6 separate regions of the Mus musculus genome follow, and regions 2, 3, 4, 5 and 6 are each linked to region 1. Evidence: chromatin loops called from intact Hi-C (ENCODE). Cell type or tissue: left cerebral cortex. All regions are shown on one strand. Each heading gives the region's core, and the rest is flanking DNA. Links, peaks and the distances in the headings are about the cores only.

Region 1 (4,863 bases), core at 319-4,318:
CCCTCCCTACCCGCTGGGCAGCCATCACTTTCTAGGCTTAAATTTCTTTTAAAATATTAAGTTACCTCCTAAAATGCTTCCTGTACACTTTTACACAGAGACAGGGCTTCCTATCGTGTCTAGTTCCATCTATAATTATTTCTACAGATATTTATGTGTATCTGCCCTGTGACTTGTGAGACCTTTCAAGGGATTGTTTCCAGAACTAGCACATGTCTCGGCTCTCAACAAATATTTTTAGAGTGAGTAAATCAATATTAGCTCTTATTTCCATTCAGACACCCAGATTGTTACTGGAAAAGGGAGGAAAACTAGATGATATTTCTCAATGCAGATGAATGCAGTTATGTAATCTAAAAGCAGTATCTTCGTGCTGGAGTACTACTACATGGCATATATATGAATGATTCAGCCATCTTGGTTTTAAGTGGTTTTAAGTTCTAGTCAACTGGGATGGAGCTTAAGAAGAAATGCTTAAGAGAATCATTTTTGCATCATCATCATCTCAGACTCAGATATTGAATGTAACTTCCAGTTTTACCTAAACTTCCAAAATCATTGATATTCCTAAGTGAATTCATTTCAGTGACTTGAATAGCTAAGGAAACCTGCATTTTAAAAAATGCCCTTTTATCACCCCCCCCCAAAGCTCCCCGTGGCTAAACCATCAACCAAAAAGTACATATTGGGGGGATCCATGGCTTCAGCTGGATATATAGCAGAGGATTGCCTTATCAGGCATCACTGAAAGGGGAGCCCCTTGGTCCTATGGAGGTTGGATGACCCAGGGTAGGGGAATGCTAGGGCTCTGAAGCAGGATTGGGGGGAAGCACCCTCATAGAGGTAGGGGGAGGGGCAAGGGCATAGGGGGGGTTGTGGAGAGGAAACTAGGAAGGGGGATAACATTTGAAATATAAATAAATAAAATAACCAATAAACAAATGCTCTTGTAAAACAAGTCCTAAGGAGCTGGAAATTTTGCAATGAAACAATTTGATGAGTTTTTTTTTTCCTTTGTACCCTATATTTTTTTCTTTTATACTCTATCTCCTATGGAAGTGCATTCAATTTTGTGGCATTCCAGGGATATTTTTGAAGATGGCTTCCTGGTTTTTAAAGTATATACGTAATATAATATATAACATTCACATAATGCATATGTCCCAAAATAACAGGAATGTAATCGTGGTATTCTTGCTCAACCATACTTCTTAATGAAATACAATTTTATAGGCTTTGGATTTGGATTTAACAATTGCAAAGGGTTTTAGCTATTTGTGATTTTTTTTCATCTCTCTATTTTAGGAAATTTTTTTCCACATATCATTTGAAATCGTCAGAGAACATTCTTATTTGACTCTGCACCGTACCTCTGGGATGTAATCCAATAGTCCCTATGTAAAACGCACTCCCCTGGTTGATTTAGCTAGCATCCAAGGTTTAACCTTGGGGATGTAGCTCAAGGACAGTCTGTTTCGTAAGCACTTGCCTGGACTGCATCTTAAGAGGGTTGTGGTCCATGCGAAATAACTCACATTAATTCAGCACAATTTAATTGTTTTGCTTAATGATATAGGTTCAATGGTATTATACACAACTAAGATGGAAAACCTTGTAGGACCATCTCTCAAAACCCAACAAGCAACAATGGCAAAAATAGCCTCCCTCTTAAGAAAAGGTGTCATAAGGAGGGAAAAATAAAATTTAAATAGAGTGTAAATATATTGAAATAAATTTTTAAAACATTATCAGTTACTCTTCGCTAACAAGCTTAGTTATAGGTACAAATTTTACCTGTAATTAGAAATAATTCAGTATTGTGTTGTGCATTAGTTAATTAAAGAAACTTAGAATTCCAAAGAATTCATTTCAGACTGCCTGTCCTTTATTCGGAAAGTGCACTAATGTTACAGCTGTCATTATCTCTCTGTCTCTCCTCCTTCTCTGTCCCACCTCTTTTTTTTTTTTTTTTTTTTTTGTCTCCTTCCATTTCTCTCTCTGCATCCTTTCTTGTTCGTCTTAGGGGTTGAATCAAATACACAAGCAATATTATTATGCATCTCATAAACATAAGCTTTATATCGGAGGGGAACCAGGTGTTCACCTGGATACCACACACCTAAAGTAGAAGCTTCTGCAGTGTTGCTTCTTCACCATGCTGTCAGAGCTAGTATGTACATGCTGGGCAACGGGTGGCCAAGCAGAGTAACTTGTCAGTGTTTAATAAAGCCCTCCTCCCTTGCAGAGCCAAATGCAGCTTTCCTCCTGAGAACTCTGCAGACGATGACATCTCCCTACTTGGTTTCCATAGCATCCGTTCCTGAAGAGCCCTAGAAAGGCCCTTGGTCAGGGCGATCCGCCCAGCTCCCCTAGGAAGTTGGCGAGCGGGTTAGCCAAAAGCAGCAGCCAAGGTTCCTTAGCTTCCTCTGTCCGTGGTCCTGAAATGCTAAACTGCGCCGCGCGCACTGACGGGAGCGGTCAGGTTTTATGGAAGGTCTCCCCCGGCGCTGCCTAAACCACAGCTGTGTGTCTGTTATTCACTCACGTTCGCAAAGATCAGCTAACATTCTCAGTCTTAATTCCACTCTGCCACTCTGCCGCAGAGCACAATTACGCCGGCGCGATGGGAGGAGACCATGTTAAGGCAGGAAGCTAACAGCAGCCGCTCACCTGAGGCCTAGGAAGCTCCCAAGGGTTCTGAGAGCTATGAGCTCTGATCAGCAAAGTCACCATTTTAGACAGTAGGGTTCTTTTGCTTTTTTCCTTACACAAGGGTTCGATGACGTTTCTGGTCAATCTGATTAAAAGACAGCGGATTTGATTGCGATAAGACTTCAAAACCGGGAATTTACGTTGTTTTTCGGTGAGGTGACTTCCAGAACAGGGACTCATCAGCACCCGCCCAAATACCACGGCACTGCGCGCGCCCTCGGCCACCGGATCCTCCCCTTCCAATGAGACTTTGTGACTGTGTGTACCAATTCTCCTATTAGGAAACCCGTGGGCTGCATGCAGCTATTCTGTTGTACTCTCTTTCTCGCCCTCCCTCCCCTCTCCAACTCACAGCCTTGCTGGAAAGCTCACCTCTGCTGAGAAGAAAAAGCTCTACCTTAACCAACTAAGACTATGCGCAGAATCCGTCTTTCATAGCCACAACAATTTAAATCTGGTAAGGCTGGACACCAGTCTTTACAAGAATGGAGTCGGTAAAACAAAGGATTTTGGCCCCGGGGAAAGAGGGGATAAAGAATTTTGCTGGAAAATCCCTCGGACAGATCTACAGGTAAGAGACTGCAACCCCATGCTTACCTGGGACTCATCTGGACAGAATCTGCAAAGCCATTTCTGAAAAGCTTGATTACTTAGAAAGATTGTAACATGGTGGGAAAGTCTTTTTGTTGCTCATTGCTGAAGCTAGGTTCCACTGGAAACCTGCTTATGAATGCAGGAATGTGACACTAAACGAACCTGTCGTGTGTGTGTGTGTGTGTGTGTGTGTGTGTGTGTGTGTGTGTGTGTGATTTTGTTTCATTACCTGGGGATTCTCATGTGCTCCAATTCAGTTCTTAATCCTCCTTTGCAATTCCAAAATGTTCGTTCAGCACCTGCTCATAAAGCCTGTCTTTGTTTTCTTATAGATTTCACAAATAAAATCCCTTTGATCCAAACAAGTGAATAACAAAAGCCAAAACCCTTTTTAAAAATAAACTTCAAAGACAAATGAAAGAAAAGGAATCTAGACCTTAGCTGCAAAAACATAGTGAAGAACTCTCCCATGGGAAATTCTGTATTGAATGAAACAGGATCAAAATATATCAATAATTGATCATTGATGTTTCTCTGTTGGATCTAAAACATTGTATATGTATTTTTTTTAATTTGTTTGCTATGTTTTAGGAGTCTGTATCTTGTGTGGGAAATTTCACAGTGATTTAAGAACCAGAATAGTAAACGCAAAATTACTTTAAAAGTAATAGAAAAAAATGTAAATGTTATCCTTCTTGTAATTGCTGCACTAAGCATACTGTGCTTTGCATGAATTCAGGTCCTGAAAGATGTATTACATCTTTTATTAATACTACTTTTTGCCAATGATACAAGCAAAATCAATGAGACAGCAAACACGGTAGGAAGATAGATTTTTAAAGAAACATTCATTTTCACATTTGGAAACTGAAGTCTTGGCTATCCATGAGAGTTGTAAACAAGATGGCCAATGTACATCTCTTTTTTTCCAGCTGCTTGGTTCTGGTGGGCTTCAGTATACACCATCACGCTCCTCTGCGGCAAAGGATGCCGCAGCAAGCACCCTGCAGTCCTGCAGCTGCTTAGAGGCTACTGTGGGGTGGGGAACTCAGGTGCACAGTTCAACTTTACAAATTCAGGTGTATAAAGTCAAGTAAAAAATGATCAAATTGGTTAAATGCCTTCCTTGAAGGAAAAAGAAAATCACTGCCTTGTTCCTAGTGCTTGGGTTATATGTCTGTGATAAACACACACAATGCACAGCCACACTTTAATGACCTAATCTGCAGTAGAATTTGAGAGAATTTGGAATAGAGATACAAGTTTATTGGCAGCCATGTTCCATGCTATACCTGCTTTGAATTGGTGTTAAAATTCCATAGGCTTCAGCTGTGTGTGTGTGTGTGTGTGTAAGCAATTGTGTGCCATTTAATGGTATGTACACGATTAATAGTAAGTACAAGATGCATTGAAAAAATATTTGTCTACTGTAAGTGAAGACACAGTTTAAATATCAAAAAATACCAGTCTTGTTGAAAGATAGCTATTACCTTCTACCCCATTCTTTCATAAAAATGGACATTTCATGGATGTGCTAGCATGAGAACAGCACCACCG
Region 2 (4,863 bases), core at 579-4,578, 240 kb after region 1:
CACCATTTAGGAACCCGAGGAAGGAGGATCCCCTACGAGTCTGAGGCTGGCCTGGGCAGACAGGGAGTTCCAGATCAACCTGGGTTAGAGTGAGACCCTAAAACAACAAAACAGAAGCAAGACAGCAAGACCCAGCTGTCGCTCGTGTATAACTGCACAAAGAATCCAAGTCAGAATACAGCAGATGTGAAAGACGGTTCACACAGATCAGGGCTAGAAAAAGGGATTTGATCACAGGAGCAAAAGAAATGATACTGCTCTCTTCAGATAACTGTATTCGTTGTTTAGACTTGTGTCCTAAATCAGAATCAAAATTTTGCACTATATGTCCTTTTGCTCTATTTCTAAAATTAGAAATTAATTTTGTGAGTTATGGGCATTTACCATGGAGAAAGTGTGTTGAACCCTGGAAATTTACTTAGCAAATTATTAACAAAAGCATTTATTATTAAGTTTAAAACACTTGAGCAGACAAAGTTGTTTTGTTTTTTTGAGACAGCTTTTCTCTTTGTGTAGCCCTGGCTGTCCTGGAACTTGCTTTGTAGACTAGGTTGGTCTTGAACTCAGAGATGTGCCTGCCTCTGCCTCCCTAGAATAAAGTTGGGTTCTTAGTCAGAGAATACTCAAAATAGTCTCCATCCAGCAAACATGAGGAAAACCAGAATCAGACATTTAAACACCTGATGACCCCAGGTTAGGGCTATTAACTTGATAAATGGCAGAAGTGGTCTCGATTCTCTTAACTTACTAGATCCCTTCATCATATAACCCAAAGGGGTATGTTTACACTTACTGTGCTCTAAACACTTAAGTGGGTACTCAAGAAATGCTTTAAACTATTTGCTGTTATTTTGAATTTCAGAGTAGTGACTTGTACAAAGAACAAAATTTTCTGAGCAATGCAATTTTAATGCACACATAGGTTGGTAAACAGGTAAAAGAAAGCAAGTTTAGGGCTCTAACTCTAGCCCAGTCAGCTTTGAAGTTAACATGATGCTACCACATGTTGCTGGTTGAATAAAACTTTGTACTACTGAAGAGTGTTAGGAACCAAGTAAATCATACAAAAGTACCCTTCTTGGAAAACGTAAAGCTGCCTTTTCTTTTTAGGGTGAATCTAGTTTTAGTATTCTTACAAATTAGCTTTATACGAAACAAGCTGAAAATTCGATGGCTTTAAGAATTCTTTCACGATTAATGATGTAGCTCAGTGGTGAACACTAACATAGGCAGGGTCCTGGGTCCATTACCAGAACAAAAACAATCTCTATATAATACATATTATATAATATATAAATTTATAGATATTGTGCATATTATATATATTTATATTATGAACCATTTAAAATTGGCCCCTGAATAATTAGGTTTTGGGAGCATGTATATAGGGAATTGGGGAGAACACTGACAATTTGTAAACTGCATAGTCAAGAAGTAGCAGGATGCTGTGCATAGAGGCTTTGGTGAGAAGTATGCTTGTTATTCCCTCTATGGGACAGGGTCTGTCCAGATGCCCAGCCTGGGAACTGAGAATCTACTCTAGCACGATCCCACACTCAAGCACCACCAGGAGGTCTGTCCAGATGCTCATCCCAGGAACCTCGAAATCTCCATCCAAGGCTTTGCGGGACCTTAGGGTCACCAGCACCTCTTCCTGCAGAAATGGCTGGGCATGGCACAAGCTCTGCAGCCTTAGGCACAGCTCTTCCCAGGGCATGTCCTCCATCTGTGTAGGGACCCAGGCACCCTTTTGCAGATCATAGTGCAGCCGCGTGGCCCACGTTGTGAGCAGGTCCAGGTAGGCGCGAGACAGTGCGTGGTGGCAGCCCGCCACGGAGGCCAGGCGCTTGGCTGGCAGATGGCGGCAAAAAGCGGCCAATACCTCGGGACTTTCGAGAAGCCAGCGCAGTAGTTTCTGTGTCTCATCCGCACCCGCAGGGTCCGTGGCCTGGGCTGGCTCCGGGTCTTCCTCGCGTAGCAGCAGCGCTTCGGCAGTCACGTCGAGCACGTGCTCCCGCGGCCCGCGCGTCCACAACGTGTCCAGGAGTTTGCGCGCGGCCGCGGAGTCGGCCCCGCCCAGCTCGTGCAGGCGCGCGTCCAGCAGCTCCGCGTGCGTGCGCAGCAGCGCGCTCCTGGGCGCGTCCCCGCCGAGGCGGCACAGCAGGCGCAGCGCGCTTCCGCGGCGCGCCAGGAGGACCAGGCGCGACTGCGGCACGTCGTCTCGGTGGTCCGCGGCGGGGCCCGGGAACAGCAAGCTCGGCAGCGCGCGGGCGGCGGCGGGCGCGAGCGCGCGGTTCCGCAGCAGGCGGAGGGCGAGCCGCGCGTCCCCGGACTCCAGCGCCGCGAAGCTGCGCAGCCCGAGCGGCCCTCCCCGCGCGGGGAGCCGCCTCTCGAGCGCCTCCCGCACGCGGCCGCGGCCCGCGAAGCGTCGGTACACGTGGAGCAGATAACGCGCCCACTGCAGCGCCCTGCGCACCTTTTCGGCGTCCCACGTGCTCACCAGCGACCCACACGACACGGCCAACAGCTCGGAGAATCGCTCGGTTTGCTGCACAAGCGGCTCCATGGCGGCCGCTTCCGCCCTGACATCCCGAGGCGCGAGCCGATTGGACATGAGCGTGAGCGCCCGCCTCAGCGTGCTGTGCCATTGGACGACGGCCGTGTCAGTCTCGCACCATGGTTTCCGGGGCACATTGGCGCTGAAAATGAACTAGGGCAAAGTCCCAAGCTTTTACTCTGGGTCTGGGAGAGGACGCGTGAGTGCGAGTTTGAGCGCTAGGATTTTATGTGCTCTTTTGTTTTAAAAATGCCAGTGGTAGACATTTAGGCGCTTCCCCGAAAGGGGACCCATGTTCATCATTATTAGCAGTGCGGATGTGATCTGCTTGCGAACTCAAAGCTCTTAAATGGCCCGTTTCCCTGGTACTTGTGGAACCAGGACCCTCACACGCTGTGCTGTGAGTTCCCGGGCTTTTTTCCTTTTTCCTTATTTATATTGTTTACTGATTCTGAGGAAACCTATCACTGAATTGTGCAAGCAGCCTTTCAGTTTGCAGTCCTGCCTCGACTAACCTAGTGACTGGCAGCACTATCCTGAGGCTTACTAGCCATGCAATAAATGAAAGTTTAAGCTCAAAATTAATCTACACATTTATGCTAGACTCTGAATAGTTCTGGGCATTCTTATCAGAACATATAGTTAAGCCAGTTTTGTTTAGTTTTTAGCCATTAGCCCAGACTATAGTGTTTGGCCTTGTGATTTTATTTTAGTCTGTGTGATGGGTTTTAAAGTTTCAGGTGGTAGCTATTAGGAATTACAGAGGTCACTGGTTCATCCACTTACTAAATACTAAGTCACGTGATGTGATAGCCAGTGAAGGACAGGACTGGCGCAGTTGAGATAAATGTAGTTAAAGCTTCCCTGTCCCACAGGAAACACTAATGTTCCTTAGAGAGACTTCAACTTCATAATGCGGTAGACAAAAATAAGAGTCACTAGATCTTAGATGTTAGGGAAAGCCCCATTAAACCTTCCTTTCAACTGAATGCCCAAAGAATACACCTGGAAATGCTTCAAGGCCATGGGAACCGTTAATAAGTCTTAAGCCACCAGAGTGAAAACCAGATCTAATCCAGGGTGAGAAAGAAGTCCAAAACAGCTTCATTTCCAAGTGGCTGGGACAGTTCAGAGAAACTTCACCAGTGCTCACCTTTTCAAAACCAATATTATGTTAAATCTCAGTACCACAGTGAGTAATTATTTGTTTCACAGTAGCCATCTTTTATTAAGTAGCTATGCATCCCTCCGACAGTTTCCCATCAGAAGAATGCACTTTGGATTTCGAACCAGTTTTCCATTTAATTTGGAACAATCTATGTAGAGGCTGAAAGATGATAAACACTTTAATTTCAAGAAACCTATGCACTTGAGGCAGACATTGGGAGGATTCCCAACCCATGTAAGTGTAATTCAAATCAGATTTTGTGTAATTTTAAAGTGCCAGGTATGGTGATTTTAAAGACCAATTGGAAATGGATAGGAGAGCACTGAAAGGCTATATGGACTGATCTTTGATTTAGGCTGCACAAATACTTGCACCATCAGAGGATAGTGGAAAATCACGTGAGAGGAATCACACAAGTTAAAATGTCAGTGTAATATGTGAATACTGTATGCTGAGAATGCCAGGATCAACCTTCCACCTGCTGGTCACACTCTGCAAATCCCCAATATGTAGTAAATAAGAACAGAAAATGGAAGCCCAGTGTTAGCAAACTTTTATTAAAATAGCATTTCATTCAAACACAGGAATGAGCAACATAAACAACTAACATAAGATACTTTCACCAAGAGCTTCCCTCAGGACTCTAGAGAAGATGGAAGCCATATATGTGACATACTGGGGTAGGTTTTTGTTGCTGACTTTCAATATGTACTCTGTGGTGTTTTCAGTAAGATGTCCTCCATTGGCTTTGGTGTTTGAATACCCTAGTTGGTAACACTGTTTGAGAAGGTGTGGCCTTAGGTTAGGCTTCGAGAGCTTAGAACATCAACTACTTCCAGTTTCATCCTTTTCTGTTTCATGTTTGCAGGTGAGCATGCCAACTCTTAGCTTCCTTCCTCTGCTGCCTTGCCCAGCCCCTGCTGTGATGGACTCTTGCTCTCCTAGAACCCTCAACCGTAAGCATAAATAAAACCTGCTATAAGTTGCCTTGGTCATGATGTTTTATCATAGCATCAAAAAGTTAACTTGTACTTTGGGATAGCAGTCAGCTCCACCCTCAGGGCCAGAAAATGTTAACTGAACCAGTTAATGAAACCCTGTCTTAATTTACTAACTAGTCTAGGAATCCAGCTGTAAG
Region 3 (4,863 bases), core at 274-4,273, 190 kb after region 1:
CCCACAGTCTATAACTGAATACAGCCATATAATATAGACCAAGTAAACTGGATCAGAAAACAATGTAGGACGAGGTTTAGTTATATGCAAATAATTTCTCACACCAAATGAACTTTATTTCATTGAGAACTGTGACATATTGAATGTCTAGACTGAACAGAAATGATTATGCTTTTAAATTAATTAAAAGGAAATAAGGATATTTCTCTACAAATAACCAATATTTGAAATATTATTACCACAAATATATAAAACTTACCAAGACTCCCTGGGTAAGGGGACACAGTGCAGGAACAATGTTCCAAAAGGTAGAGATTGTTTTTGTGTTTAAATTTACCAAGACTTACACAAATCTTTCACCCACATTGAAATTAACTATAATGATATTAGACTCTCATTTTCATCCTGAAGACAGATCTATCTTTAGGAAATATAATTATGCTTTATAGTAGTTCTTTGCTTAACAAAAATTGATGAGCCTCTAATCAAGACCTTTCCTTTTATTAGATGAAAATAGCTTGAGGGCTCTAATGGCCATCTGATTTTTCAGTCACTTGTGTAAGAAAGGGAAAGGATGGCTTTTTAATAGGTCAAATTTCATTACAATAAGTTCTAAGTAACTGTATATATTCTTTCCTCTGTATAGAAATGCAATTGAGCCAGACTCAATGGAAGTAATCCTGTACTGAAGATGCTGAAGCTAGTGGACCATGAAGAATGAGAGAGAGAGAGAGAGAGAGAGAGAGAGAGAGAGAGAGAGAGAGAAGGGAAGGGAAGGGAAGGGAGGGAGGGAGGGAGGGAGGGAGGGAGGGAGGGAGGGAGGGAGGGAGGGAGGGAGGGAGGGAGGGAGGGAGAGAGGAGTGACTGGAGGAGGTGGAGCTGGGGAGAGGATAGAGAGGCAACCATCTTCACTCTTTAGTCTGACAAAGAGACAGCCTCCTGATTCCTAAACCTGAAGACTCTAATGAATTGAACTCTTGATATGTATGTCAATAAGAAATGACAATTGTTTTCTTTCTGAATTTTAATAATTTTGTTCTTTAAATATCATTACCATCGGGGCTAGGAAAAAAATATGGTAAGCAAATTGATTTTGTAGGTGAATTCTAAAAGAAAATTTCTAACATTGCACTACTTATAATGTTTGATGAAAGTATTGACAGTATCTGTTTCAGATCCAGAATCCTACCTCCCGTATCACCCCTCCTCCAGTTTGCTGGCAGACTTTGAATTTTGTCAGATGCCTTCTCTTAAGATGCTAACTAAACATTTTATTCTCTAAATTACACAGACTGCTAATTTAGTGGGTTGAATCTTGTGTTTCTATTAGAGTCTCAAGGCTTTTGGTTCATCTTTGCCTCATCATATAAATTATAGCCTTTCTCAATTCTTAATTTTTAGCTGTGTCCATTTTAGATTGTGTATTTAGCAGCTACTTGTAAAATAACACCTTGAGTCTTAATACCAGATTTCCAATTCCTTCTCCCTCCCTCCCTCCCCCTCCCTCCCTCCTGTTCTCCTTCCTTCCCTCTCTTCTTTCTTTCTTTTCTCAGTGGCATGCATGCTAGACAAGTACTCTAACAGAGACAGAATCAGACATACAGAAAGACATAGAGAGGAAATAAAGATAGAAAATTTTAAGACACAATTATTAAGACAGCCATGTGAAGATTTGAAGTTAGCCTGTCCCTATGATTTTGCCTCCAAAAAGCCAACCAACACACTCACCAACCAAAAATAGTCACATATCAAAGTGTGCAACTTAGAGGGACTGTATGAAATGGCAAATTCAAATTTTAGTTTTATCCACATACATAGCAGAGCAGTAAAATATATGGTTTTGAGTCACTATTGGCCAAGGTCTCAAACTCTATTGAGTTTTTTTCCTTGAGTAGGATATTAATTTTAAGTAAACCTGTCATGGATACACTCCTCCAGTCAAAATAATTAGTCATGAATAATGACCACTCATGGCCAGTTCAACATTAGAGGAAGATTTGCTATGAGAGAAACACTTTTGGAAGCAGAATGCCAGCTTACCCATGCTGGTCCAGACATGACATCCACCCTAGAGGTGGGACCACCCAGAGCTGGGACACACTCAGTGTGTATTAGTACAAATTATATTAATGAGATGAGTAATACTAACACATCGATGATAATTTCAGGTTTCCTAGAGTGTTTTGAGAATTTGTAGAGCAGCTCTGGCTTACTGACGTCTTAGAGGTCTCTTCTGCCAAGTTTTATACCAGGGTTGTGTGTCTTCCAAGCTGTTCCAAGCTGTTGCCAAACAGACTCCCTCCTCTGCTCCCAGCACAAACTCGTAACACAGAATCCACACAGCAAAAGACTGTGATTCATTACAAACTTGACCTCTGAATCCAGTCATAGTCTTTACCTGAATCCCAAAAGTGGACTTGTCCATTTTTTTTACAATGGAGATGTCCTGAACTGTGCCTAGTCTCTCAAAGACATGAAAGCATTTAAGAACTGAGTTACAAAATACAAGGAAAAGAGGAAAATATACTGTTGAAGCACAGTCCCTGGCTCACTGAGCTTGTAATAAATATTTTGGTGCACTCTAGTGGCGAATTGAGAGAAAATAGAAGAGGAGACCAACTGGGGCTACAGCACAGTAGTGGCTCTTAAGAAAAACACTGCAAACTGAATTTCAAAATGGAGAGAACATGCCAGTTCACATATGACCGCACTCATGTCCAGATCCCCCTAAAAACATTTGCAACAGAGTGACCTCAGGTTTAATAGGCAGAAGAGAACATCTGTGTGAGTTGAAATATAAGGCATGGCTCCCAGAGACTGAACCACCAACCAAAGAGCATACAAAGGCTGGACCTAGTCACCCAACCACCATACCCTGCACACATGTAGCAGATATGTAGTTTGGTCTTCATACAGGTCCCCCAACTGGAGTGGGAGCTGTTCCTGACTCTGTTGACTGCCTGTGGATCCCCATTCCACTAGCTTGGCTGCCTGGTCTAAGTCTCAGTGGAAGAGGATGTGCCTGGTCCTGCAGTTCGGGTGGATACCCAAGGGGGACACCCCATTCTTGGAAGAAAGGAGGAGGAGGTGTGGGTAGGGGTTGTGTCGAGGGGGAACTGGGTACATCTCCATCACAGCCCAGGCCTTCCCTCTGGGTTAATCAAAGCTACCTCTCCTTTCTTTGTCTGCTAATCATTGGTTGGACCTTTCTTTCCTTCCTTCCTTCCTTCCTTCCTTCCTTCCTTCCTTCCTTCCTTCCTTCCTTCCTTCCTTCCTTCCCTCCCTTTGGCTCACAAAAGCTTCTTACGGCCACCTGTTCTATTGTTCCTAATTTTAGTTCTGAGCATTTTTATCTCCGTAGTTTATATATATCTTAAGGTCCAGCTGTGCCCGGAAGTCACCAGCATGTCTACCACACCCAGCCTAGCATCTGATGAACTGTGCACTTTGAGAACACCAGGTGAACAAGCAAAGTTGTAGACAAACTGACTTGTGGCTTTAGAGAGTCTTCATGAAAATGGATCATATTCAAATACCTAAGTCCTTCTGAGGTTTAACCCAAAAGTAAATAAAAGGAAGTTTAGACATCTTCAGAGTAGCTAAAGGGATTCATTTTTACAACGGTGATGGCAAGACACTCTGACCATAAGGGCTAATATGATCTTTTCTTCATTGTCTTTCTAAGGTGAGGAATAGTGTTCTCACCGAAATATATTAAGAAGGAAGAAGAATTCATATGGGAAGTCTAATGTATAGTTTCTCTCTCTGTCTTTCTCTGTCTCTCTGTCTCTGTCTCTGTCTCTCTTTGTGTGTATGTGTGCGTGTGTGTGTGTGTGTGTGTGTGTGTGTGTGTGTGTGTGTGTGTAGCTAATCAAGGGGCAAAGAGAGACAAAACCTGCCTCTCTATGTTCTCAGATGTGGGGGCTTGGAGAATAGATTACTCTCATCCCCAAGTTCATCATCATCATCATGTGAACTAAGCAAGTAATAAAATACTTATTGATCTCATTATTTCATCTGGAAAACAATGGTCAGGTGCAACTAGATAAAGGCAGAAGAGAGCTTCAGAGGCTGACAGCATCTGTGGTGTAACTCTTGAGGAAGACTTTAGTAACTTAGATACTACATTGAGTTCCCAAAATTCAACAGGAATTTGTTCAGAGCCAGGGGACACATGAGTGACAACTAGAAAGCCCTTTGCCTCCTTTATGACTTTTATATTCTAGTTAGAAGGAATGACAATGAGCAGCAATGGCTGGATCATGAATCAGTAAACATGCCAAACTCAGGATGGTGAGAAAAGATGAATCAGATTGGAGAATGATGACCTATGTAATTTCATGTAAGGTGGCCATGTAAACCTGTCTATGGAGGTGACATTTAAACCAAGAACTGTGTGAATGAGAGCTCTGTGTGGATGTGTTGTTAAGAAGGACAGTCCCTTGGAGAAGAAACACACCAGCAAAAGAAAAAAGTTGAGTGGTGTGGAGATTATCAAGACTATGGCTCCAGTGAGATGGATGGGCAAGAGGGAGATCCTGAGGCACAAACAGGAAGTTTCTGTGGGCTGAAAGGATGGGTCATTTAAGAACACATGCCACTTTTGCATAAGATCCAGATTCGTTCAATCCACAGCTCCCATGTCAAGTGGTTCACCACCACTTCTAACTCCAGATCCAGGGGATTCAACATCTGTGGCCTCCATAAGCGCTGCACTCACATCCTCCTGCATAAACATAGGAACACATTTCTAAAATATCACTATAGAAGGGTGGCCTGCAAGAGAAAGGGTGTAAGACCCAGATCCCACAAATGTCACTGCTCTAAGATGGGCATATTGCCTGTGAGCCACACCCAGATTCC
Region 4 (4,863 bases), core at 603-4,602, 1.7 Mb before region 1:
GACTGGAATCCACACAGATTTGGCTCCAATCCCAGCTCTGCCTGCCGACCCTGCGCAAGTTCCTTGGCGTTTTTGATGAATCACACTGCTGTTCTTCCTTGCACCAAAATCCTGAGGACCAGAGAAGGCTGAGGCCACTAGCTCTGGGTGAATAGTAGTGTAAAACACCCTTTCCTTTCCCGCCTTAATTCCTTTTGGGGAGAAAGAGGGCAGGGACTTGGCTTAGCATGGCTGTCCTCTGGGTACTCTCAGCTTGAGTTCCAGCTGCCTTTTGCGTCTTGGCACAAACATCAGCTTCAGAGCTATAGCCAGACAGTTCTTTTTCCACTAGGCTGCCCCAACCGGGTGGTGGACACGGTCTTCTTCGCAAACAGCTATTTATTTGCTTATCTTCAAGGAAGGAGGGGAGAGGGGCAAGTGATAGAGGACAAAATCAATTACTATTTTTCATCTTTGACAAAGTAATTAAGGCCATAGCGACTGGCTAATTCCGACCGAATGGCTGCGCACGGATGGATGCGGATTTACAGCCTCCTTGGCTGCGGTGCGCACCGGCCCAGATTATCACTCTGAACAGGCGGCAGAAGAGGCAGGAGGTGGAGGCTTATGTGGGGGTGGGTGACAGACTTTTCACTCCGCCCATTTCTGCTTTTTAATTAATTAATTAATTAATTAATTAATTAATTTTATTTGGATCTGCAGCACCATCCTTTGATTCTCGCAGGCGTTGACACACAACTGGACTCCAGATGATGCCCCCCTCCCCCAGTGCCAGGTCCCTGCTTCACTGTAGGGGGGAGGAGGAGGGAGGTGTTGCTCTTTTGGTCACTATCCTGTTGGAGCGACTCCTCTCGGTGTCTGGTCCCTGAACTGTCCCTCCACTCTATCGGCAGCCCCTCCTTTCTGGAATCTTGCGGCTGGAGGAGGGGGGGTTCTTTGTGGAGCTTGAACTGGCGCCTACTCGTCACCCGCCTCTGCAGGACCTTATTAGCCCCATGCTAACTCAAATGCGCACTTGAGCAGGCGACACGTCAGATCTGAGGCTGAGCGGGGGCGTTGGGCATCACTCACGGTCAGCAACGAAGTGGGGGTGGAGGGTAGCGGGAAGTAGCCCTGCACGACTCGGCCACCTCAGTACATTCCCTCCTTACTGGCCAGGCTCTTTTGCACACTCCACCGACTCCCGCGTCAAGTCTGGCAGGGGCTGCTCAGATGCAAATTTGGAGACTAGCCACAAGCTTTGAAGTCGTGACTATTTGCTGTCAAAGTGGCCTCTGGACCTCAGAGCCAGACCTGAATCTTAACTAGAAGCGGGTCTCATGACTCCATTGAAGCCACTCCCGGACATTGCACTTTCTTGGGATTTGAGGATATTACAGGACTGTCAACCCTACCGGCTTTCAGAGCCTTTTTCAGTCAGAGTACCCCAGGGTCCCACTCATCCCCTTATTCCTCCTCTGAGTCCTTCCCCATTTCTCGGTTGCCTAGAGTGGTGACTGGTGCAGGCAACGGGCTGTGGAGGAGCTAGTAACTTCAAAATAGACCCTGACCTTAGCGTTCACAGCATAAACACTGGAATAATTTCCGAAAGGCTGTTGGCAAACTTAAACGTAATAATTTCGTGGAAGCGTTGCAGATGGCCTAATAGTAAAAGCTCAGTAAATGTCAGTAAAAGGCTATCTGGAACCCGAAAGACACTGGGAGGACAAGGCTCCTCTGGCTGCCTACTCGCCCCCATCCCCCGCTGCCATCCCCAATCCCAAATAGTGCAGACCCAGAATCCAGGTGGCTATCCTGGGAGAGCCAGGCTCACAGAGGCATCTACCACTCTTGGAGTCTTGGAAGGGTGAGGGAGGAGACCCGAGTGGAGCAGCAATGCCCCCGGCATCCACCGCAATCTGCCACCGCAGCCTGCGCCCTCGGCCGCTGCCGCGGCTTTGTCCTGGCTCCGCAGGGAGACAGCCCAGTCGAGTGCGACGGCACGGACCCGGAGGCGGTGGGCCCCGTTGCGCGCTCAGCGCTTTCCAAGCTTCCCGTTCCAGAGGCCACGGTTCCCTAGCTAGGCTGTCAAGACAAGAGAGAGGGGAGGCATATTGCTGCAAATCCCCTTCTAGTTTTCAAATGACACCTTTGCAAAGGGCTTTTCCCTTTTGTGATCGTGGTTGCTGCCTTGTACCTCGGGTAAAGTTCATAGTCCACCTGGCCACTTCAGACCTGGGCGGGAGCCCGCAGTCTCTTCTTAGGGTTTCCCAGAGAGCCAGCCCTGCCCTGGGTTGCGGGGTGGGGGTGGGGGTGGGGATCCTCGTTTCAGGTAAAACTGCATTCTCCAATCAGGCCTTATTTTAAAAGGATTTTTGTTTGGAGGACCACGGAGAAAGGGTGGGTTTTACATGGCTGGAGGACTAAGTCAGTATTTAAAAATAAATAAATAAATAAATAAATAAATCCAGAAGAGCCTAAAACGTACAACGAGAAACAGGATTAGCAGAGACAAACAGGGATGAGAAAAGTGCATTTAATAGTTTAAACGAAAACTCGGGGTCTTTCCTTAGATTGACTTTCTGGAAAGGCTGGGATGTAGGGATCTGAACACCACACACTGACCAGCCAGGTGCGCCCTGACCAAATACAGGGCTCTACCCTGGAACAGGCATAGAAGATCTGGCTGGATACCCGAGACAGGCCTGGCATTCTTTGGGGGGAGGGGATACTTTTGAATCGGACAGAGATTCAGGGAGAGCGCAAGCAAATTTGATGGGAGAGGGAGACTGATTTGACCCCCCCCCCTCCCTCACTTTAATCCAATCTGTTTGGTTGGCGGCTGCGCCTTGCCTTGGAGTCTTGGGCGCAGTGGGACGTGTCTCTCCCATGTTTCCCTTAATTAGGAGGTGGCAAACTTTTCTCGTTCCCTCCCACCGGCTTTGGTTTAGTAATCAGACCCACATGAGTCACGCCAAACACGCAGCCCCCTCCTACCGGAGTGACAACAAGACAGCGTACTCCAGGCTGTTGTCCCTTTAAAATCCGAATCCAAAGGGGTAATGATTTATCAAACGTGTATTATCAGGAAGATGTCAAACGAAGGGCACCTTGCTTCCCACTGACGCAAACCCAGCCTTTCCCGGGGAGATATAGAAAGCGCCTCTTGTTCCAGGGCCAAACCTAGATCAGTAGAGGATTTTACTCTACGGTTCAATCTGTTGTCCGCATCAGACATGGTGAGTGCTTGCTTTTATTCTCTAAAGAAAGGTGGAAGTGGGGATAAGGATGGCTGGCTCGTTTGGGGTATTTCTTTTTGGAAATATCTGCAATAGGTGAGAGGCAGAGAACCATTTTCGAAGGCTCAAGTTCAGGTATTCGTACTTGGGAGCCTTGCCGGAGGGCAGAGGAGGTTTCCCTAGATGGTAAAGCTGCTCTTAAACCCGGTCTTAGGTACTGTCCGTGGTACTGAAAGTCAAGATTCCTTTAACCGCGAGTCGCTCTGGGTCTTAGGGACAACTGAGAACGCAGACTGGAGTCCAGGCATTGGGTTTGGTGCACGTAAACTCGGTTTGTGCGTTTGTGAAGCGGGTTAGAGCAGAGATTTTCGGTTGATGAGAAGGTAGTTTGATTGGTTTTACAGTGAAGTAATTATACTATCTTGGAACTCTGAAAGGTAACACTAGCACGCGGAAGCCGAAGGGAAACCCACTTCTGGCAAGTCTTTAAAATTCAATAGGGAGAAAGCTAATGAAAATTATTGGTGAGTTTTGGTCCTCAGTCAAGAGTTGGGAGGGAAAGAATATTATATTACTGGAAATGGACAGCAAAATAAAAATAAAAAATTGGCAAGATCCGTATACATTGGAGGGGTCTGGAATCAAGTGGAGAGAATGTAAGGGTCAAAGCCAGCTACTATGCGTTTCCCATCTAGTTTATTGTTTTAGTGGTGGGCTGTTTGTTGGTAGTAATATTTTGATTTTAAAAAAAACAAAAAACAAAAAACCTTTAGCCTTGACTTTGCATCTTGGGTGACCAAGGTAGGCTGAATGCTGGAGTTTGAATTTACCCGTGTGGCTTCCAGCCTTGGCCTACCCCAGAGCATGTTTTGTGATCACAGCTTGTCTATGGGGGGAAAAAAAGGCAATGTGCATTGTTGAATGACAAAGGAAATGGGGCGGAAAATTAAAGAATCTTTCTCCACAATGGTGAAGGGGATGTGGTACCCACAGCCTTGATTTGAAATCCACAGAGGGCAGGGAGCTCCTGGCTGTAGGGTTATTTCTATATTGCCCGCCTCTTTCCCCCTGTCAAAACCCACTCATTCTTCGGTCTTAGTTCCTCCTCCACTTGGGAGAAAATATTAGCTTCTTCATGTCCCAGGATTACAGACGTGTCTGGCGAGTGGAGAAACACCGGTTCCGTTTGCTACCCTGTCTATTTTGTGCCTGGACCTGGAATGTGTGCATCTGTGTATGCAGACCCATATATTTTATTTTTAATGCTGCCGTGACTTTTTGTTTGTTTGTTTTGCACGAACTTGACATTGTGTTTGCAGGATTGCAGTGCTCCCAAGGAAATGAATAAACAGCCAGCCAACATCTTGGAGGCAGCGGTGCCAGGCCACCGGGATAGTCCTCGTGCACCTAGGACCAGCCCTGAACAGGATCTTCCTGCTGAGGCCCCCACGGCCACTGTCCAGCCGCCACGTGTGCCCAGGTCGGCTTCCACCGGCGCCCAAACTTTCCAGTCTGCGGATGCGAGAGCCTGCGAGGCCCAGCAGTCCGGAGTAGGGTTTTGTAATCTCAGCAGCCCCCGGGCACAAGCGACCTCCGCGGCCCTCCGGGACTTAAGCGAAGGGCACAGCGCACAGGCCAATCCCCC
Region 5 (4,863 bases), core at 346-4,345, 130 kb after region 1:
GTGTCTTCACCACCATGGAGAAGGCCGGGGCCCACTTGAAGGGTGGAGCCAAAAGGGTCATCATCTCCGCCCCTTCTGCCGATGCCCCCATGTTTGTGATGGGTGTGAACCACGAGAAATATGACAACTCACTCAAGATTGTCAGCAATGCATCCTGCACCACCAACTGCTTAGCCCCCCTGGCCAAGGTCATCCATGACAACTTTGGCATTGTGGAAGGGCTCATGACCACAGTCCATGCCATCACTGCCACCCAGAAGACTGTGGATGGCCCCTCTGGAAAGCTGTGGCGTGATGGCCGTGGGGCTGCCCAGAACATCATCCCTGCATCCACTGGTGCTGCCAAGGCTGTGGGCAAGGTCATCCCAGAGCTGAACGGGAAGCTCACTGGCATGGCCTTCCGTGTTCCTACCCCCAATGTGTCCGTCGTGGATCTGACGTGCCGCCTGGAGAAACCTGCCAAGTATGATGACATCAAGAAGGTGGTGAAGCAGGCATCTGAGGGCCCACTGAAGGGCATCTTGGGCTACACTGAGGACCAGGTTGTCTCCTGCGACTTCAACAGCAACTCCCACTCTTCCACCTTCGATGCCGGGGCTGGCATTGCTCTCAATGACAACTTTGTCAAGCTCATTTCCTGGTATGACAATGAATACGGCTACAGCAACAGGGTGGTGGACCTCATGGCCTACATGGCCTCCAAGGAGTAAGAAACCCTGGACCACCCACCCCAGCAAGGACACTGAGCAAGAGAGAGGCCCTATCCCAACTCGGCCCCCAACACTGAGCATCTCCCTCACAATTTCCATCCCAGACCCCCATAATAACAGGAGGGGCCTAGGGAGCCCTCCCTACTCTCTTGAATACCATCAATAAAGTTCGCTGCACCCACAAAAAAAAAAAAAAAAAAAAAAAAAGAGGCTCAGTAGTTAAAAGAGTACTTTCTGCTCTTCTAGAGGATCCAAGTTCAGGTCTCAGCTCCCACATCTCCCACATCTGATGGTTCAAAATATTTGTGACTCCATGCCCTAGTGCTTACAAAGCCTCAGGCCTCCAAGGATACTTACACTAAGATGCACATAACTTCACAGGGACACACATTCACACACACACACACACACACACACACACACACATACACACACACACACACACACAGATGCACACAATTATATAAATTGCATAAATTAGTATAATTTATGCACACACACAATTATATAAATTATATAAATTACTATAAAATAGTAAAAATAAACATAAAGGTTTTGTGTTCATCTCAGTCCTATACAGACATGCAGCGATCAAAACCTGGTTGAAGTGTACAGAAGACAGGGTGTGAGAAATTACAAAAATACAGTATCTTATGTACTACACCTTCCAAACTATAGCATTTCAATGCAGAAAAACATATACTCCTTAACTTTAAATGTAGACTATACTTACATAAACCCACTTTCTTTTTTTTTTTTAAGAGTGAAAATTGAGAGTAATTAAAACCACCAGATAATTCTTGAAGTCCAAAGATGGTTTTCTGACAAACAATGACTGTTTCAGAGTATTATGGTGATCGGTTAAATGGATAAAATAGTATTTGCATTTGTCAAGCAAGGTGCAATAATATTTCTAGAAAATGTCTGCTAAAATGGCACCATAAAGTGGCTTCCTTTCCCTCTTTCTTTTTATCCTTTTCCCTGCCTCTTTTCCCGCTGCTGACAAATAACCACAGAAGGAGCACTCAGAAACAGGAGGAGCCTGGAGGAAGCTGAAACCTTCTTCCCCATCAAGTCAAGCAGTCTCCCTTAATGGGATTCTGCTCACGTAGCCCAGAGCTCAGAGCTGCCTTGGTTTAATCAGCTTGCTGAACATTAGAGCCGGGAACAGCCGTGTCGACGGAGCCTACACATACATAATTTATTTTTCTCTAAATTAGGTCTCAGTTCCCTCCCCTCTTTTGGTGTTACTTTGAAAACTGCCATGGAAGGAATACAGCCCTGTAACAGGTTTATGTGGGGGGTGCATCTCTGTTCATGCTTGAAGAATTCCAGCATAGACCTCCAGTATGTAAGGCAGGACGCTATGTACCCGATAGCTGACACAGCATGGCATTGGTGTTTAAAGCAGGACCTTCCTCCTCCTCTAGTTTGAAAGAATAGTCTGGTCCGAAGAATGGTCTGTCCTCCCTGGCAGATACAGACAAGACAGCAGCCCTAAGCACACATGTGGGCTGGGAGTAAGGTCTGTGCCATTCAGTACTGCAGGGAGAGGTCTCATAGCAGCTGCACAGGACAAGCAAAGTATACACAAACACGGAAGCTCTAGAGATTCTGAGTACCTTCAGCCCAGTGCCTTTAAGAACATTGTGGCAAATACACAATTGTTATTTTTTTTTTCTGCATTCTGTCTATAGCAGAAAGAATGAGATTTTAGTGTTCAGAATTAGAGGATAAATCCATCACGCGATCCTGACACGTCGAGCTTCTCCTGACATGCAATGCTTCACCGTCAGCAATCCTACAGCCCCATTCAGAGAAGAGCAGGAGCAGCGTAACTCTGTTATCTGGGGAGTGGCTGAAAGAAGATGAATTTATCTGAATCCCACCTATGATTTTTGGTATGGCTGAAAAATTAAAGTAACAACGTAATAAAATCAGTTTCTTTTCAAAAGTCCTTGAAGAATTGCTTTGTGTAGGCAGCTTCACCTATACAAACCGTCAGGAAGACAGGCTCTGCAGTATGCCCTGCCCATTCCTGATAGGATTAAAGGAGGACCTCGTTTTCTGAGGTGATGATGATATTTACAGCATCATCAAAAGGCAATTCCTTGCTTATTTGGGATTCGAAGCCTGGCCAGATCTCCCTTGTGACTCATTCAGGATTCATTTGGGGCTTTGTGCTTTCTGGGTACTCTGTGCTCTCATGAATCCTTAATTTCATCTGAACTCAGCGGTGCCAGAGTCACTTTCCATCAGCCTGCTGGCTCAGCTGACGTGCGCCAGCCTCATCTCTGCTAAGCCTTATGCCCCTGCTCTGAGACTGAGCTGGTGCTGGGTCACTGCCACAGAGACAAGGGAGGTCAGACTCACCATTCGCAGTTTGCTTTTAAGAAAGGTTAGCAGCCTCATCCTCCCTGGCTTGTGAAGCTGATAATGAAATTTTAAGTACTGGACCCCGGGTCTTTTTGATATACTTCCACAGACCCATCAGTACTGACTACGCAATGAATTATTAACAGTGTGGTATTTTCACCCTATATCTTCAGAGCAAAGCACAAGTGAGGACAAGTCAGACAGATGTGCAGCTAAGCTGGTATCATGGGTCTTTTCTAGAGATGATACTACAAGCATACTAGTGCACTAGCCATAAATTCAATACAAGATGATGCCCTAATCTGTGCAATCTATAGATAAGGTATTCAAGTGGCCATAAGAGTCAGAAGTGAGATGACTCATAGATTGAGGTAAAATATGACCTAAGCACCACAAGATGAGTAATTACCTAAATATTGCAACTAGGCCAGAGGATCAAGTGTAAAGTACAGAGAGACTATTTCAGAGCAGGATGCAGAAAAGCCGAAAGCAAGGCAGTCACCAAGACAAGGATGCTGAGATGGTAACTTTAAAAAATTCATTTTCCTTGGTGCCTGGAGTGATGGCTCTTCTTCTAGATGGCCTGGGCTGCTCTTCTAGAGATCCTAACTTCAATTCCCAGCAACATCTATAATGGGATCTGATGCCTTCTTCTGACATCCAAGCATGCATGCAGAAAGAACACTCATACATAAAAAATTCAAAAAAAAATCATTTCCATCAGATTTTGCTTAGCTGCAGGGCATGAAAGGTTGACAATATAAAGTATGTAGATAGTATTGACCTTATAAGCCTGAGTTCCCCAGGGTTGTTTTAGTAGCTGAAGCTAGAGATAAGTCAGATGTGGTCCAGTTTATCATCTGCAAATAGATATCAATTATAAATAAAAAACCTTATGACATTTATAGTAGATCTGGCAAATAATAGAATTAGTTTATGAGGAGGGCAGGAACAGTGGCTGGTATTTCCTGGAAGCTCACCATGAACCAGGTAGAGATCAAAAGAAAGGAGAAGATGAAACAATAACCACCTAAAGTTTCATATACAACTCATAGTTACATCTCACTCCTACAGCTTGTGCCTTGACCACTGTATGGTTTGTTCAGGGAAACACATAGCAAGATTATGAAGCAGCAGCCAAGAATTGTCTGGAGACATGAAAATGCTCCATGACCTTCCCAGGAGTCTGCCGAGATGGACCATCAAGATACATGTGTGAGGTACATGTTGTGTTTTTGGAGACAGGTGAGCATAGCGCTTTAGGGAGCTGTTTCTCAATGAGTGCAAGGACAAGAGGCTTATCTGTGGATTCCTGGACCACTTACTCTCTTCAAAGTGTAGCAGGTTCCCCTGGAACAAAAAAATGTTGGATCCTGGGCAAACAGACCTCAGAATGTTCTACCAGTGAAGCAAAATGAAAAGTCAAATTGTCAAAACAAGTTTTTGCTTGGTGAAGAAACTTTAAAGGACTTTGGTCACATTTGAAGTTTTTAAGTGGAAGAAGAGGGTGGAGGTTTTCCACATGACTTCATATGTGCCAGTGAAACCAATTAGAGCCCTCAGAAAGCAGATTGATACATATCTATTTTGTTAGAACCCAAAGCTAACAAAAATTCGAAGTGGGCCCTGTGCATGTGAGTTCTTGATAACCCTTGGTATTCATGTTGCAGCTTCATCATCTTCTATTAAGAGCATTGAATTGCAAGTTTTCATTGGGTCTATGTACTCAGGACAAAGGCTCTGGTACAGTGGATGCATTAGGTACCTTTGCTCCAGA
Region 6 (4,863 bases), core at 363-4,362, 350 kb after region 1:
ACTTAAAGCACATAGTTTCTGTCACAACTACTCCATTCTCTTGCTTTAACTATAATAGGTAATCAGTTAACATGACTGTGTTATAATAATACTTTATGTACAGCATGGTGGACTAGATTGGTCCTGTGGCTATACATAGTTTTCTATGTGCTGACATAGATCACTGCAATGCCATCTTAAATGCTAGAAAGAAAAAAGACCGAGGAATAGCGGAATCAACCATATCCACTCTGATTGGGTAATTTGGAGGTGTGTTGGCTTCTCTAATTGGATGGTTTGGATGTCTTTATCTCTGATTGGGTAGTTTGGGTGTCTTTGTGCCACTCTGATTGAGTGGTTTGGTGGTCTGAGGGTGCTCTGACTGGGTGGTTTGGAGGTATATGAAATGCTCTAATTGGGTGATCTGGAGGTCTTTGAGTCTCTCTGATAGGCGGCTTAGAGGACTGGGGATCACTGGTTGGAGGTCAGCGATTTCGCTACATGAGGAAAGAACTTTTGTCACCATTGCCCATCTACTTTTCCTTTAAAATGTAGGTAAAGGTAGGAAAGTTAGAGACTACAGAACTAGGAGACAGTAGGAACTATGACACCTGGAAATGTTGTTCTGTAAGTAAAGAGGATGTTGAAAATCTCCCTCTCTTCAGCCTGTCATCACTATCCAGGTTTACCTTGTATTACACAGTGCTTACCAAATGAGGGGCTTTCACTCAGCACTGAGAACATGTGACCTTCACCGCAATGTCTCTTCTCTCTACTCTGACATCATGCTGGACCCGTGGACAGAAATTGATCTGGTTTTCTTCCTGGTTGCCTCATTTGTTGTTCTCCTATAGTTGATACATCATGATTATTATATCATTATAGATTCTAGAAGAGGTCAGAGTAGTGGCTACATTTTACAGTGCATCAGTCCAGCCTAGCTTGGGCATGTATAACACATTAGCTAATGAAAAGGAAGGATGTACTCCTAAAATTCATAAATGTCCCTGATGATATATGTAGGGTTAGATCTGTTGTGGGTGCAGTTGTTGTTACGTGCTGAGCCACAAGGAAAGATCAGGGTTTGCATTTAACAACAATGTCCAGTGTTTGCATCATGTGGTTAAAGTATGCAGGCAATAGAGATCTCCATTGTGTAAGGAGCTGAATAAGTTCCTTGACTTTAGATCACTTAGATCCATCTGGAGGAAACCCAAGATGAACAGAGAGAAAATAAGACAGAAAGTAAAGGTGCCTGGCTGAGTTGAACTACACTCATCACCTCTCTTGACAAAATTTGTGGAGTACTTACAATAGACTTGACACATTATGGATACTAATGTATTTAGATGACTAAGACCAAAGGATAGACCATTCATCAGAACCCCTTCCACAAAAAAGGTTCAAAATCCTATAGGTATCTTGGGTTTTCGGGAGAGAACTTTTAGAGGGTGTCGAAGCATGTGTGTCCTAGAACTAGGACAAACTCAAGCAACACCAAAGGCTGGGGGAGCAGAGCAGAAGTTTGAATGATGGTGGGCCAGTTTGGTGATACTCTAGAGAGAATTCAGAGAAGGTGCTAGGGCTCGGTCCGTTGTCTGTGGATGATGCACTGTCACCGAGGAGGTTGGTTCTAATGACAACAGCCTCATTTGCTTTCGCTCATAATTCTGGAGGCGCAACAGGGAGGGGTCACCTTTGGTAGTACAGAGTGTCACCTGACATCAGGAAGTTCACATGCATGTCACTTTGTCTCTGTCCCTCTTAGAAGGCCGTTGGTATTGACTCCCAGGGACCTTAACCTGACTATGCTGAGAAACACCAAACAACACCATCAAGTTAATATCCCACCAAAGTTATAACACACAGTAGGGTCAGAATTAAACGTTTGTTTGGAGAAAACAAATTACAACAAGAAAAAAAGATTGGGGATCAATGTGGAGAATCTTGATGTCAAGCCAAAGAAGTAGCATTCTGACGTGTGGATTACATCAGAGTTGGAAAGAATGATTAAGTTTATAGAAAATAACCTGCTCAGGGGCTGGCAAGATGACTGAACAGGCAAAGGTGCTTGTCACCAAGGCTGATGACCTAAGTTCAGTCCCTAACACTTAGATGATAGAGGAGGACCCGACTCTTAAGTGTTCTCCTCTAACTCCCAAGTTTGCCATGGTGTGCGTATGGTGCACCCCCCCCCCCCACACACACATAAATGCATGTGCATTGTGTAAAGCAGATTTCTGCACCACATGTTTATTCTATTGTTTGATGCACGACCCTGATCAAGCTCTTCAGTCTGCCTGTGGCTCATCTCTGTTGAGAACTGTGACAGTTTTTTCCAGAGGTCTGATCATCTACCCATTCAACAGCAATCTACAAATTAATCTGGTTCTTAAGAACTGAGCTGCGACAAGACAGGGCCCCAGCCTTTGAGGGGTTCTCTTCTAACAGAAATGCATCCGAGGGAGCAAACACAGAAGGTAATCTAAGGTTCTGATCAGGTCAAAGGGAGTATTAGGAACAGTTAGAAATGGGCTCCTAGTAAGACCTCCTTTCCTCAGTGGGTGAGCCTGAGGAGGACTGTTGGTCTGCTGGGTAGGGGCTTGCTGAGGACGGGCTTGCTTTGAGAACAGAAGACAAGGAGCAGCTCAGATGTAAGAAGAAAAATGAAGATTGAAATTGGCTTATCTGAGGGCTGAAGCTAGAATATTTGTAGCTTGTGTTTGAGCATGTCTGGAAAATGCCACCAACTGAGGCATGCATAGCGGTTAGAAATCTTAGCTTTAGGAGTGATGCTGCCCTCTAGTGGCCTCTTGAGCATTTACACCCATTCATGGGCCGTTTTTAGTTTCTTCCCTGGACCAAGGAGCTCAGTGAAAGTATTGCTGCTTGGCCTGTTTGTTCTGTTAAATGCATGCATAGTCCTTAGGAAAACAACGAGAAGAAATTCTGAGCAGGCAGCTTCTATTGAAGAGGGTAAATATGCTTATTTTTGTAACCAAGTGATGTTAGAGGCAGGGACAAAGCCTGCTCTGTTGGGCAAGATGACTTGCATGTTTCCGACCGGTCTGTTCATTATATAAACTAGGGGAGACAATGGTCCCATTAAGGGTTATCTGCTTTTCACTTGAGTATTTTTTTTCCCTTTGGCGCTATAAAGAGCAAACCACCCTAGATTTAGAGAACAGTTTTATTCTATGGTGTGGGTACAAATTCTTTCTCCTCACCCACAAGAAGATTCTGAAAAATTAGCTCCAGAATGCTTTCGGTCCCACACCCTGATGCACATTTTCCTTCGTGTCCACCCCCTTGATTGAGGAGGTGATGGGGAGGCAGAGAAGACTGAGAATTCGACCTGCACACCCTGGCTCAGCCCTAGCCGAGTGGGCTGTGAGTCCACCCAGCACACTGTGCTGTGTCCAGGTGAAGGGCCTTGGGGGTGCCAGCTCCTCTTCCTGCAGGGGGTCTCCTTTGTCTGCCAACTCACTGACACCAGTCTCAGCAGCATTGCTTCTATTGTAGCTATCATTATTTCAACTTGGCACTCCTCCAACAAGCCTCAGTTTCTCTTGGGTGGGCTTTGTTGGAGCACGCACTGTCTCAGGGTTACCTGTAGCAGATACATCACTCTTCTCGTTGAAGACATTTGTGACGCTGCAATTAATCGTCTGTGGTCTTGTTCTTCAGCATTACAGACCTCAAGGCTCCATTTATCTTTTATTACAATGCATCCCCTCAATGTATTCCATTCACTAGTGAATGCTCTGTTGTAGGGCAAGGCTCCTCCCCTCATCCCTAGCTTTTGTACCACACTGACTCATAATCATATATTAAATGTGTTGTGCAAAAACAAACAGATGTCCTTGATGAAATAGAGACTTTTGAAAGTTCAGCAGGCATGCCACTGACTAGGGTCAAGGTTGACAGCTATAAATAAAGTGGTAGGGACTTAGAGAAGGAAAACTGTACTTTTTGCTCATGGAGTTTATATTTGACACTGTTCCTCAGAGGATGCAGGGACTTAGTTTCTCTCTCTCTCAGCACTCTGCAGAGGTGGTGGGACTCAAGAGCATGTTTAGACCAAATGTCTCTGTGTTTAGGAAGAAAGATGGAAGCTGAGGAATAGATGTGGACCCTGAAGGGAGGTTCTAAAAATGTCACTTCACTTTCTGATTACATCTAATCTACTGTAACTAAATCCTGTGACCATATCTAACTTCATAGGAGATTTTTAAAAGTAGAAAGTAGGCTTTGTTCTGCATGTGGAGGAAAAAAAAATGATGCCAGGAGCAGGCTGGTCTTTACCAGGGAACCAGAGAACATACCATAGTGGCTAGGTACCAGGAGTGACCATGTGGCAGGTCAGCAAACATTATCTCAACACTGGGGTTAGGGCTTTGAATCTATGATGGGTGATAGAAATGAAAAGAATAAGAGTTACTAATGTTCAAACCATTTTCCTTTGAACATTATTTTTATAGATGTTATTTATTTTTAATTTTATGTATATATGTGTGCATGTGTTTGTGTGTGTGTGAGTGGAGTGCCCTCAGAAACTAGAGGGGTCATATTCCTCTGAAGCTGAAGTTACAGGGAGTTGTGAACCACTGAACTAGAGGACTTGGAAAAAAAACTTGGGTCCTTTGTAAGAGCAGTACAGGTTCTTAACCCATGAACCAACTCTTTTGCTCCATGAGTGCTATTTATTTATTTATTTATTTATTTATTTATTTATTTATTTATGTCCTGTTTTGCTATTTTGGGGAATTTATATAGGAAAGATACCAGTCAAGAATGGTTTTAATAAGGAATAGTGTATTTTTAGGGTAAAATGTAATCTCTTACAAGCAACTTAATTGTAACTTGGACTTGATTAAATTCAGT

Evidence for each region. Peaks named below come from ENCODE experiments on the same cell type or tissue, not always from the same donor. Only the 100,000 strongest peaks of a DNase experiment are listed, where the experiment ranks them.
Region 2: it touches region 1 in a loop (2.9-fold over the local background); 2 of 42 quality-filtered maps call a loop at or near these places.
Region 3: a loop joins it to region 1, with 6 times the contacts of the local background. A loop is called at or near these places in 14 of 42 quality-filtered maps.
Region 4: it touches region 1 in a loop (4-fold over the local background); 5 of 42 quality-filtered maps call a loop at or near these places.
Region 5: a loop joins it to region 1, with 2.5 times the contacts of the local background. A loop is called at or near these places in 4 of 42 quality-filtered maps.
Region 6: a loop joins it to region 1, with 5 times the contacts of the local background. A loop is called at or near these places in 35 of 42 quality-filtered maps.

What each region holds. Positions count from the first base shown.
Region 1 is chr7:51,619,438-51,624,300 of GRCm38, forward strand. Slc17a6 (solute carrier family 17 (sodium-dependent inorganic phosphate cotransporter), member 6) reads left to right here and starts at 2,393. Exons shown (of 12, transcript NM_080853.3): 1 at 2,393-3,283. The coding sequence starts at 3,198. Gm33136 (a long non-coding RNA gene) reads right to left here. Exons shown (of 4, transcript XR_003946771.1): 1 at 3,310-4,863; 2 at 2,671-2,797. In left cerebral cortex, for the core only: no CTCF peak of the experiment used is centred there; DNase peaks (open chromatin) are centred at 2,500, 2,901 and 4,285; H3K4me3 peaks cover 2,008 bases; H3K27ac peaks cover 641 bases.
Region 2 is chr7:51,859,689-51,864,551 of GRCm38, forward strand. Fancf (Fanconi anemia, complementation group F) reads right to left here and starts at 2,579. Exons shown (of 1, transcript NM_001115087.1): 1 at 889-2,579. The coding sequence starts at 2,566. The coding sequence ends at 1,535. It also overlaps a transcript of Gas2 not described here. In left cerebral cortex, for the core only: no CTCF peak of the experiment used is centred there; DNase peaks (open chromatin) are centred at 2,181 and 2,627; H3K4me3 peaks cover 1,790 bases; H3K27ac peaks cover 1,094 bases.
Region 3 is chr7:51,813,579-51,818,441 of GRCm38, forward strand. No RefSeq gene overlaps it. Among named protein-coding and RNA genes, the nearest start is that of Gm33290, 43 kb to the left of the region's middle. In left cerebral cortex, for the core only: a CTCF peak has its summit at 2,586 (motif pointing left); DNase peaks (open chromatin) are centred at 2,292 and 2,556.
Region 4 is chr7:49,907,164-49,912,026 of GRCm38, forward strand. Slc6a5 (solute carrier family 6 (neurotransmitter transporter, glycine), member 5) reads left to right here and starts at 3,136. Exons shown (of 16, transcript NM_001146013.1): 1 at 3,136-3,218; 2 at 4,538-4,863. The coding sequence starts at 3,216. In left cerebral cortex, for the core only: no CTCF peak of the experiment used is centred there; DNase peaks (open chromatin) are centred at 2,654, 3,376 and 4,477.
Region 5 is chr7:51,746,989-51,751,851 of GRCm38, forward strand. It overlaps the pseudogene Gm7336. Among named protein-coding and RNA genes, the nearest start is that of Gm33290, 24 kb to the right of the region's middle. In left cerebral cortex, for the core only: no CTCF peak of the experiment used is centred there; DNase peaks (open chromatin) are centred at 1,851, 2,146 and 2,900.
Region 6 is chr7:51,969,909-51,974,771 of GRCm38, forward strand. All of the region lies in intron 7 of Gas2 (growth arrest specific 2), which reads left to right. Among named protein-coding and RNA genes, the nearest start is that of Svip, 34 kb to the right of the region's middle. In left cerebral cortex, for the core only: a CTCF peak has its summit at 2,788 (motif pointing left); a DNase peak (open chromatin) is centred at 2,779.